Linked DNA regions of Mus musculus: all the other regions are linked to region 3. The links are chromatin contacts, found by POLR2A ChIA-PET in ENCODE. All regions are on one chromosome and are shown on one strand. Each heading gives the region's core, a stretch centred on a gene start or an enhancer-like site at or near the end of the contact. The rest is flanking DNA. Distances are from core to core; before and after follow the strand shown. Region 1 holds the start of Ppp2r5b (protein phosphatase 2, regulatory subunit B', beta). Region 2 holds the start of Neat1 (nuclear paraspeckle assembly transcript 1 (non-protein coding)). Region 3 holds the start of Syvn1 (synovial apoptosis inhibitor 1, synoviolin). Region 4 holds the start of Malat1 (metastasis associated lung adenocarcinoma transcript 1 (non-coding RNA)).

The links. ChIA-PET counts read pairs that join two places held with the same protein, here RNA polymerase II (POLR2A).
Region 1: POLR2A ChIA-PET joins it to region 3 with 16 read pairs in Patski. The contact joins the promoter of Ppp2r5b here to the promoter of Syvn1 in region 3. POLR2A ChIA-PET finds 5 or more read pairs at or near these places in 2 of 5 experiments (Patski and embryonic stem cell).
Region 2: POLR2A ChIA-PET joins it to region 3 with 13 read pairs in Patski. The contact joins the promoter of Neat1 here to the promoter of Syvn1 in region 3. POLR2A ChIA-PET finds 5 or more read pairs at or near these places in 3 of 5 experiments (Patski and embryonic stem cell).
Region 4: POLR2A ChIA-PET joins it to region 3 with 18 read pairs in Patski. The contact joins the promoter of Malat1 here to the promoter of Syvn1 in region 3. POLR2A ChIA-PET finds 5 or more read pairs at or near these places in 2 of 5 experiments (Patski and embryonic stem cell).

Annotation. Positions count from the first base shown.
Region 1 is chr19:6,234,424-6,237,123 of GRCm38, reverse strand. It overlaps Ppp2r5b (protein phosphatase 2, regulatory subunit B', beta), which reads left to right and starts at 1,284. Exons shown (of 14, transcript NM_198168.3): 1 at 1,284-1,612; 2 at 2,025-2,491. The coding sequence starts at 2,293.
Region 2 is chr19:5,844,153-5,846,852 of GRCm38, reverse strand. It overlaps Neat1 (nuclear paraspeckle assembly transcript 1 (non-protein coding)), which reads left to right and starts at 1,375. Exons shown (of 1, transcript NR_131212.1): 1 at 1,375-2,700.
Region 3 is chr19:6,045,145-6,047,844 of GRCm38, reverse strand. It overlaps Syvn1 (synovial apoptosis inhibitor 1, synoviolin), which reads right to left and starts at 1,269. Exons shown (of 16, transcript NM_028769.5): 1 at 717-1,269.
Region 4 is chr19:5,801,299-5,803,998 of GRCm38, reverse strand. Malat1 (metastasis associated lung adenocarcinoma transcript 1 (non-coding RNA)) reads left to right here and starts at 1,327. Exons shown (of 1, transcript NR_002847.3): 1 at 1,327-2,700.

The DNA.
Region 1 (2,700 bases), core at 35-2,534, 190 kb before region 3:
CTGGCTTTCCCGGCTTATTATTAGGGAGTAAGGGGGAGGGAAGCCATGTCTGAGCCCTGGAGGTGGGCCAAGTGGTAGTTTAGGGGTTCCTGTTCTGTCTGGCAGGTGAAGAACAGAGCAAAACGGGAAGTGAAGATCTGCTATCTCTGAGCAAAGGGAGTACTGTCTCTGGGTAGCCATCGCTTGATCTGGGTACCCATCCATTGAGGTGCTAGACTCTAGAACAGTGTCCTCGATACAGGCTTTGGCTGTTTGTTGCTCTAAGGTGGGCACTTCTTAGGTAAACAGACTTCTTTTGCAGCACTAAGTGATCACCAGGGTCCATAAATGGGTGGGGCCAAAAAGCACCCCAATTCCCCCAACCTCATTGCTCTCTCTCTCCTGCTGCTCAGCAAGGACCAGTTTGTCACCTAGGTAAAACTTCAGGATAAAGGTCTCACAGTCATTGTAGGGAATAGAGTGTTGGCGACCAGGTACTATGAAGGGAGCCCGGGACTGCAGGCTGGGAACTTTTGGCCAGAATGCCAAACTCTTGGAATACAGCTGAGCCTTTGATACCCAGCAATGGGGTTTTGATCAAGAACTCCCCACTCTCCAAGGCACATCTTGGCACCAGAGGAGCTGGGAGGTACTGTGCCTTAGGATGGGGGCAGCTCCAGGGTAGCACCTTCTGCCCTCCTTGCTTTGGCATCCCAGGGCTGTCCCTTTAAACTACAGACCATGATGTCACCATGGACAGTAAGTGACAGGAGGGGCACTGCAGGCCGGGAGAATGGACTTCATTTCCCAAGAGCCTCTAGTGAACCACACCCCTCCCAGCAGGCGCTAACGCAAACCCGACTGTTAACCCCTCCAACGCCGGATGCAAGGGGTTTTGTAAGTGTCCGGCTTCAATCTGGGCTGAGTATGAGGAGAGAGGATGGCCTGAGGGACAGATGGCTCAGACCAAATTGTGGGCCTGGCACATCATGCTAGGTAGGACTCTGTCTTGCATTAGCAGGTTCCAACACCGAGTCCTTTTCTTTCCCTACACAGTGTCCCTTCCAGAATTCGGGAGTCCAGTTCTGAGCTGGACTCTGCCCCAGTCTGCTTGCAGGTTTTAAAATCCTCAGCTTTTCTCGGAAGTACTGAGTTCCTCCCCTAGCTCCGAGGTTACCCGTAAAGTTCGGTTGCTTCCTTTAAGCAGGGTGGGGACTACATTTCCCAGAGGCCCCGAGTCCTCCCTGACGCAGCCCCCCCTAGCGGAGGGAGGTGCGGGCCGGGAGGGGGGGAGGTGACTTGATGTCATCCTGAGCAGCTGGGCGGCGGGTGCCGGTGCGCAGCGAGCCGGGGCTCCCGCTGCGCTGCACCGCGCTGATCTGAGTCCCGGGATATCTGCCGAGGGTCGCGTGCTGCCGGGGCCCAGCCCAGAGCCCACCGAGTGCCCGACCCCTTTTGGGGCTGAGCTGGGGGCATGCTCCAGCACCCCCAGAGCCTGGGAGCGAACCCAGGAGCGCCGCCGCCCAGCCCCAGCGCCCCGAGCGGCAGAACCACCGCTAAGGACCCTTGAACCGTCGTCTCTTCCACCGAGGCAACCTCTAGGGTCGGCGACCAAAGTCTGGGTTTCTGAGAAGTGAGTGTGTACCCCAATACCACATTGAGGTTTGGAGACCAGGAAGGAGCGGGATATGAGGAGAGATGCTAGGGTCTGAAAGGGGGTGCACGAGAACAGGACCCTCATTTTTTGGGTGAGTGCACTGAGACAGGAGACATTAGTGGAGCTGGAGTCACACTGCTGTAAGGATCTGGGGATGCTAATAGAGTCCCCATCCTGAGTAGTAGCCATAGGCCGTATTTGGGGAGGGGCTACTTTAGAGCTTGGGCCTGGAAGAAGGGAGGGGCATGGTTGCGCCCTTGTTTTGGGGTCTAGCGAGGGAAGGAGGGAAAAGAAGTAAGGGAGCAACTGCACCACGCGGGCTGTCTTTGGAAAGAACCGACCTGCTCTCTGTGTCTCTCCTGCTGACCTTTCTAACCTGACTTCTCAGAAGAGCCAGCGTGGGAACCCTGACTGGAACTCTTCTGGATCCCCAGGAAAGACCTGAGCCATTGCCTTTCTACCTTACCTGCCCCCCCAGGACTGGGCAGTTGCCAGAGGCCCTGGGGGGGTCAGGACTGTGGCCGTGCCTCCCCCACCCCCTGAAACATGCTGGACAGGATGGGTCCCAGTTAGTGTGTGTGGCCTCATTCAACTTACTCCAGACCCACAAGGAGCCCCCTGGGCTCTGAAAGATTGACCCGTGTTGTCCACTGGCCATGGAGACGAAGCTGCCCCCTGCGAGCACCCCCACAAGCCCCTCCTCCCCAGGGCTGTCTCCAGTGCCACCACCAGACAAGGTGGATGGCTTCTCCCGCAGGTCCCTCCGCAGGGCCCGGCCCCGTCGCTCACACAGCTCTTCTCAGTTCCGCTATCAGAGCAACCAGCAAGAGCTCACTCCACTGCCCCTGCTCAAAGGTGAGCTGTTGTTGGTTGCCAGGGTACCCAGAAGGAAGCAAGGTAGGGGAGGACCAAGGGAGAAGCAGAGGTCTGGTAGAGTTTGGATCTCTTTTAGGCTAGGAACTCCACTGGAACTGACCCCCAATCTCCAGGCCTCTGCTGACGCATGGCCTGACTGGCCTGTCATCTCTGGAGGTGGGGCATCTGGAAGTGGTGCCAGGGGCAGG
Region 2 (2,700 bases), core at 126-2,625, 200 kb after region 3:
CACATAATCACCCTCTGTGCTGGTCACATGAGAGAGAGAGTCACCAGTTTTCCGGGAACGGGAGGGTGCAGTCTAGGCCGGGCCTTGCTTGCAGATTCCATATGCTAGAGGCCGGAAAACAACCCCCTCCTTCCCTCCTCCGGGTTGCTAAGGGAGCCTGTTGTCACTGGGTGGTTTTGTTTGTAGAGTGGGTGTCGAGCCTGGGAGGAGACTTCCGGGCAGTTAATTCTGCCAGCTGCCTTTTTCATTCTGCGTGCTTGAACCAGCTTTTTTATTTTGGGGAGTATGGGGGGGGGGGGATGTGGAGGCAGGTGGCAGAAGAGCTGAGTAGATGCTTCATGGCGGGGTGGGGTGGGGGTGGGGGGTTGTCAGACTGTCCGAGCTCCTCACTGACATGGGCGGTGACAATTCCCCTTTTCAAAACCCTCACTAAGCCCTTGTTTGTGGACAACGTTTGCTTTTGGACCTGTGCTGGACCCCACCCCAAGTAGACAGCCAGCCTGGCTCCCCCAGTGGTCATTAAACCCACGCCTTGAACTCCACCATACACTGTCGCAGAGAAATGCAGCTTAAAAATATTTTTTCTCACTATACCACACCCAAAAGCAAAAATGTTTTCTAAAATCACTTAACTGTACTGGGCGCTCTTCAACCATAAACATTACATACACACATTCATTCTATATGCATGTGTACCATACAAAAGTCTTGCTTTATCATAGCTTGCAACCACCTTTCCCGCAATTTAATTAACCTTAGACGCAATTAAGCATTCCACCCAAGCTGCTGGGATAGTTCTTCCCCACCCCCACCCTGCTGCTGCCCGCACTGACGTCACCCTGCGAGCAGGCGGCGGCAACGCCCGAGAAGTCACGCGCCCGGTCCCGCCCCAACCCCCCCACCCCTACCGCCTGACGCGCCACCGCAGAGATCCCTCCGCCACCGAGTGGAATTTTCCAGGCTTTCTGCCGGCCCTACTTTCGGACCTCGTCGGGGCGTGGTGACCTGAGGCGACCCGTGTACTTTTCCTTCAGCGCTGACATTCGGTGTGACCCTCTTCCCCAACAGCTGACCCTACCCTTCAGCAGCAAAGGGGACTTACTTATCCCCGGTGGTGTTCACCGCCCAAATATCATCTTTGGATATGCCCTTCATCCTGTGACGCACCGCTAGGAGCAGAAAAGGATCATTGAGCAATCTGAGGGAGTGGCGGTTGACGGAGGCCATGACCCGCCCCTCGTGGGCTCCTTTGGCTCTGTGGCTAGGTCGGGGAGGAACTTTTTTTTAAGTGCCCGTGGAGGAATCGTTCCGTTTAGCAGTGTTTGGGTGACGCGACACAAGAGTATAAAAGCAAAAGTTGTAACCTCCACCTGTAGGAGTTAGTGACAAGGAGGGCTCGCTCTTGGGGCTAGTGGTGGGGAGGCAGTGGCCAGTTCAGGGCTCAGATGAGAGAGGTGGCAGAATTAGAGGCAGCCACTAGGATGGGGGTGCGAGGAGAAGCGGGGCTAAGTATAAAGGAGACTAGATTTTGGGACAGTGGACGTGTGGAAGGCAGCTTCCAAAGCGCCTTTAACAATCCACAAAGAACCAGCAGCTTTCAAGACCAGGCTATCCCTGCTGTCTGCTGGCACTTGACGTCCAGGAGGGCACAAGTTTCACAGGCCTACATGGGGGCAGTGTCCTAACTTGAGTGGCAGAGCAGCAGTTGATGGAGACGGGTGGACTGGGGGCCCTTGAAGGCCCCGGAAATCATAGAGGACAGGCAGTGGGGCAGGACTAGGTGCGTAGTGGAGGTCGCCTTTGATCTTGACAAAACCAGCAGACCCCTTTTTTTCCAGATAAGGGGTTGTGAACCCACCTGGGGATGAGGCCTGGTCTTATGGAAGGTGGACTTAGCTTCGCTGGGCGGACAGCTCTGGCCCAGGGTGGTATGTAATTTGGGTGTGGCCTGTCTGCACCCACTTCGGGGTGCGAGGGGAGGCCGGAGGAGGCTGCAGAGACAAGTTGTTTTTACTGTCAGGTCTGCCAGGCGGGGACCATGGAGATTGAAGGCGCAAGTCTTGGGGCCACATTAATCACAACTTTATTTTTCAGATAGCAGTGCCCTCTCTGGACTTTGCCTAGGTTCCGTGCTTCCTCTTCTGTGGTCTCACTCTTCCCTACTCTTGCCCCTCACTCTGAGGTTAAGGGGTCACTTAAAACCTTGCCCCTGGGTCGTCCGGTAAGCCTGTGGAGGATGTAGAGTCGGTGCTGGAGTCTTGGGCACGGCATTTTGGTAAAGGTGGAGGACACCCTGACTGGGCGGGGAGGGATGGTGTTGATTCACAGAGGGCGGGACGTGAGTGTGGACCCTGGGGTGGGCTCACAGCCATGTTTCCGGTCACCCAAATGCTTCATGGACGTGGTTTATCACTATAGTGTTCACCATGGCAAGCAGATGGCACCAGGAGATATGGAGCCCCTGCCAGTGTGAGTCGTAGCAGTGCAGGAGGGCTCACCCTGGAGGAGACAGCGGCCTCGGTTGACGCCTACACAGTGAATTCCAGAGGCTTAGGAAGCGCGTCCCTGCCCTGGGTCCAGGCCTTTCTCAGGAAGCCCTGTGCTCAGGAGGCCATCGTTGAAGTCAGCTTGTAGGGGGTGGGCAGGTGCTTCCAGCCGGAGGGGCCGTCGGCTGTGAATGTTCCAGATGAATGTCTTGTT
Region 3 (2,700 bases), core at 20-2,519:
GCAAACACTCATTTCACCTTGACAGCCATTAGATTCAAAACAGCATATACTCCCTGTTTCACAAACGAGAAACTAGGACTCAAAGGGGTTAGAGGCTCACACTGATGCAAGGCCTAGAACTTGGATCAATCTCGTTTCAAATCTAGGGCTCTTCCACGCTGTCTGCCAAGGCGCCTCCTCTAGGGAGTCACTGAGGCAAAGTTAGGAGGAGGGGGGCTGCCACCGCTGACCCTCTGAAGGAGCTGGGATGATAGGCTTTAGAGGCAGGTTCGCTGGGCCCGCCAGGGGTGGAGGAGGCAAGGTGCAGAGGGCACAGCTTGAGAAGGCGACACAACCAGTGACAGCTGTGCCAGGGTGGTCAGCGCAGACGCGCGCCCATCGGGGTACGTCAGTCTGGAACCCTGCCCCCCCCCCCGCCCCCAGCAGTGTCCACTCTGAGAACCGGAGAAACGGCCGACCGCCAGGGTGCGGCGGCGGGGCTGAGAACCAGTCAGGTCGCCTCACAGTCGCGCACCTGTGAACGCTAGGAGTTGCGAACCTCGCAGGCGGGGCCCGGCCTCTGGAACGGTGGCCGCGCCGCCGCCTAAGGTCTCCAGCCATCTGACAGGCCGAAAACTGGCGGCCGAACGCAGCGGGGCGGGCTGATCGCAGTGACCCCAAAGGACAAGGTCCTAGACGCCGACCCCCCAACCCCAATCAGGACCAGGCCCACTCACCAGGAGCCCAGCGCCGCGAGCACGCTCAATCACCGCGACTGCGGCAGCCGCTCCGGTTAACAACACTCCCCACCCCCTGCGAACCGGAACTTCGGGGGTAAGACACCTCACTTCCGGCGGCGCGGGGCGCGGCGGAGTGGACCGTACCAAGTTCTCTTTGCGCGCTCCGATCTCGCCTGCGCTTCTGGGGCCCGTGCGCGAGCAACCGGAACGAGCGAGAGCTGTGACGTGTGGTCGCGACCAGGAGAGCAGCGGGAAAGGGCTGAAGCCCGCCACTTGCTAGTCGCCGTTGTAGAATCACCACCCTAAACTCCTCCAAGACTCCGGCTCTCAATGTGCCTGGAAGATGGGGCGTTCCGCGGGCCGAGCCATTTGGACGGGGGGCAGGAGCGAGCAAGGGCCAGACTTTATGTCAGGCATGAAAGAAATAAAATGTGTAAGCGCCTCATTCCAGGGATAGCTACGACACGGTAAGAAGTTAAGTGCTTCTCGGAAAAAAATAGCGGTGCAGAAAACAGATATAGGTCTTCCCAGGTTACCTCCCCCCAACGCAGGTTGTGTAGGAGTGAGTTTGTTCCCGTGGCTACCGCCGATTGGTTGCGATAAAGTTACGCGGACCAATGAGAAAAGAAAGGAAAAATTTCTGGCCTATAGGGAAAGAAAAGCAGGTGAGTGGTTGCTAGGGTCTGTAGGCAGAGTGGCCCCGGACTGGGTGCCAAGGCAGCTGGATGCCAGCTGAGAAAGCGCAGTCCATAGGCCGGGGATCCCTATCCCGCCTGGGGGGATGCTTACGGGGCCCGCAAAAGGAGCAGTGCTTGCGTGTCCGGACTGACATAAAACAGAACGCCAGTTATTTCTAGGTTGGGGTGGAGAGTTCTGTGCGAAGGCGTTGACTTTTCAACACCCCAAAAGCTCAGTCGGCGTGCGTGTTCATCCCTGGGAGATAGCCAGACCCTTTGTTCTGAGCTGATTCTGTCTGTTAGGGCTCACACAAGCAGTATAGTCGCGTACAGAATGGAAACTGAAAGCGGACACCTCATTACCCAGGTTTATCAGCTAGAGGGTGCTCCTCCCATTTTTAACTCGGACTCACTCGGAATTCAGAGGCCTAAGGGGGGGGGGGATCAAATATAAGAATTCATGAAGATCAACTGGAGGAATTTATACTGTGGGAGTCACAACACGGACAGTGAATACAGAACCGGAGGTGACTGTGTTGTTAAAATATAACACAGGGGCTTTCAGAATTGTCATTACTGATAGAGCACTTAAGAAAAATACATAAAATGGCTTTCCTTCAGTACAACGGAATTAAACATCTTGTCTGTCAAAAAAGAAAGAAAACTGATTCTAGACGACTTTAAGGCAGTGGCTGGCTCTCAACCTGTGAGTCGTAAGCCCTTTGGGAATCAAACCGTTACACAGGGGTCACAAATGAGATATCCTGCATATCAGACGTTTACTTACAATTCATAACTAGCAAAATTACAGTTATGAAGTAGCAACGAAGTAATTATGGTTGGGGATCACAACAGGAGGAACTGTATTAAAGGGTAGCAGTGTCAGTGCCTGTCTGCCCCTCAGCCCTGTGCTCTTGGTCTCAGCCATCTTCACCACCACCTGTTGTCTTTAACAGTTAACATCCCGAGATGGCTCCCCTTTCCTTCCTCCATAAGGCTAGCTATGAACTTCTACTGGCTACCTTTAACCCTACACACTCATCCTCCCCCATTCTTGAAAATCTCCTACATTTTGTGGCAATCCCTCCTCTCCCCCAGGTATATATCTGTCTTACTTCCTCTGTCTGTTTTTATTTAAGTTCTGTGTCCATGTTGGCCTTTTTTCTTGCCACATTTCCTCTGATCCTATGGCTTCAACTTCCCTGGCCCCAAGATGTCGAGGGAGGGCTCCCTTGTCTGGTCTTCAGTTCAGGTCTACTCAACCTCTGAAATCATGTAGTGAGCAGAGCATAGTGGCCCACTCC
Region 4 (2,700 bases), core at 78-2,577, 240 kb after region 3:
CAGGCAGCCTCCAGTTTACGGGATCAACCCGAGACTCGCTTCCCTTTGAAAATTCTAGAGTATAAAGTAAACGTACGAGCAAAGTATGTGTCTTAACACTTAATGGATGACATAGAGACCAAAAAAGCCATGTCCGTGGGCCCAGTAGGCCGCAATAAGGGGCGACCAGGAAACTGCAGCACAGCCCCCCGCAGCCGCCCTGCTCCCACACCAGTCATTCCAGCACCGTGGTGAAGGCGCTTGGGGGCGGGGCGGGGCGCGCCTGCGCAGCGAGGCTCTGCAGCAGAAACTTTGCCTAGACCGGCTGGAACCGGTTAGAACCGGTCGAACCCGGCCGGCTGCCAGCCCTCGATTCAGCAGCTCACAAAGGGAGGCGGCGACTCACGACCCGCGTATCCTTGCGCCTCTCCCCACCCCCTTTGTCCTCGCGACGGGTTCCGCGGTCCTCCCCGCCCTCCCTGGCGCGGCCCCCGCTTTCTGCGCCCAGTGACGCTTTCTCCATGGTCCTGGGAGAAAGAGAAAAACATCCTTTCCCCTCCGTCGTAGTTTTAGGAAGCGATGAGATAGACCTGGGGACCTTGCCGCCACGGGCCGGGCTCTGACGGTTATTAGCGCAGTGCGGGTGGTGCTCGGCATGGCCGCCAAGGTCGCCGTGCCCTCACCTGCAGCGACCATGGCCTTGCTGGGCTGAGACCGCAGCCTAACATGGCGGACGTAGGCAAGCACCAAAGCGCTCGTGTACCCGGGCTCGGAAAAGTGGCCCCGAGAGCAGCCGGAGGCTGCAGGTCGTCCCTACAGGAGCATTCCCAGTATAAACCAGTACAAAGTGTCACCACCTCAGAAGCCACTCGCAGGGCCGGTCACTTTCCGAGAGACCTCCATCTTGTTTCGCATGAAATGGCAGCCGCTCGGGGAGTTACAAAATGGGAAGTGGAAGCTGAAGCTGTGGGAAAGCCTGTTTTAACACTTGCAACATACGCTATACCCTCTGTCCTCCCAGGAAAACGCAAAAGGTGTTGAAACATCTGAAAAACTTGGGGCTCCCATTTTTAATAGCTATTAGTTCATGTTTTTTCTCCTTGTGACCAGAAATTTTAAACCTATTTGTACCTATTTAGCTGGTACAAGCTAAACATTTCTCTGTATTAGCAAGGTCCAAGAGGCCCACACGACGTCAAGAAAAATCTAGAAACTTGGAAGTCAGGATCTATTTTTAACTCTCTGAGGAACTATTTTTCTTCCTTCACCAAGGTGGTGGAGGGTTACTAGGTTCCGGTGGAGTGACGTGTCCCTTTGCAATAAATACCGGCGCTCCGGGCTCTGCGTCAGGCATTCAGGCAGCGAGAGCAGAGCAGCGTAGAGCAGCACAGCTGAGCTCGTGAGGCAGGAGACTCAGCCCGAGGAAATCGCAGATAAGTTTTTAATTAAAAAGATTGAGCAGTAAAAAGAATTAGAACTCTAAACTTAAGCTAATAGAGTAGCTTATCGAAATATTACTTAGTCTTAATAATCTAAGAAGATCTTAAGAGATAACATGAAGGCTTATTTAAACAGTTTGAAAAAGGAAATGAGGAGAAAAGTATTTGTACTGTATAATGGAGGCTGACCAGAGCAGTTTAGGAGATTGTAAAGGGAGGTTTTGTGAAGTTCTAAAAGGTTCTAGTTTGAAGGTCGGCCTTGTAGATTAAAACGAAGGTTACCTAAATAGAATCTAAGTGGCATTTAAAACAGTAAAGTTGTAGAGAATAGTTTGAAAATGAGGTGTAGTTTTAAAAGATTGAGAAAAGTAGGTTAAGTTGACGGCCGTTATAAAAATCCTTCGACTGGCGCATGTACGTTTGAAGGCATGAGTTGGAAACAGGGAAGATGGAAGTGTTAGGCTAGCCGGGCGATGGTGGCGCACGCCTTTAATCCTAGCACTTGGGAGGCAGAGGCAGGCGGATTTCTGAGTTCGAGGCCAGCCTGGTCTACAGAGTGAGTTCCAGGACAGCCAGGGCTACACAGAGAAACCCTGTCTTGAAAAAACAAAAAGGTTAGGCTAGTATTTGGAGAAAGAAGATTAGAAAATGGAAGTGAAAGACGAAGAAGACATACAGGAAGGTGAAGAAAAAGCTGTTAGAGAAGATAGGAAAATAGAAGACAAAGCATCTTTAGAAGACAGAAAAGGTACTTAAAGGCACAGGTAGTAGGAAGCCGAAGAATAGAAGATAGAAAGAAGCAAGATAGAAAAACAAAATGGAAGTTAAGACAACTTTGGATGCCAGCATTCAAGATAGGCAAAGAAGATAAGATTGAGGCCAAAAGGTTGGATAAGATATAAAGTCAGAAGGAAATTATCTTTAAAGCCATAAGTTCAAATTTCTGATGGAGCGAGCAGTTTAGAAGAGTCTTTAGACAGCCACATACAAGATTGAAGCTAGCAATCAAAGCTACTAGGACTGAAGTAAAAAGTTAAGGCAGAATGCCTTTGAAGAGTTAGAAGAATATTAAAAGCCTTAACTTGTAGCTTAATTTTGCTTGATGACAAAAGGACTTTTGATAACAGTTTCAAGATTGTCAGCATTTTGCATTGGACTTGAGCTGAGGTGCTTTTAAAATCCTAACGACTAGCATTGGCAGCTGACCCAGGTCTACACAGAAGTGCATTCAGTGAACTAGGAAGACAGGAGCGGCAGACAGGAGTCCCGAAGCCAGTTTGGT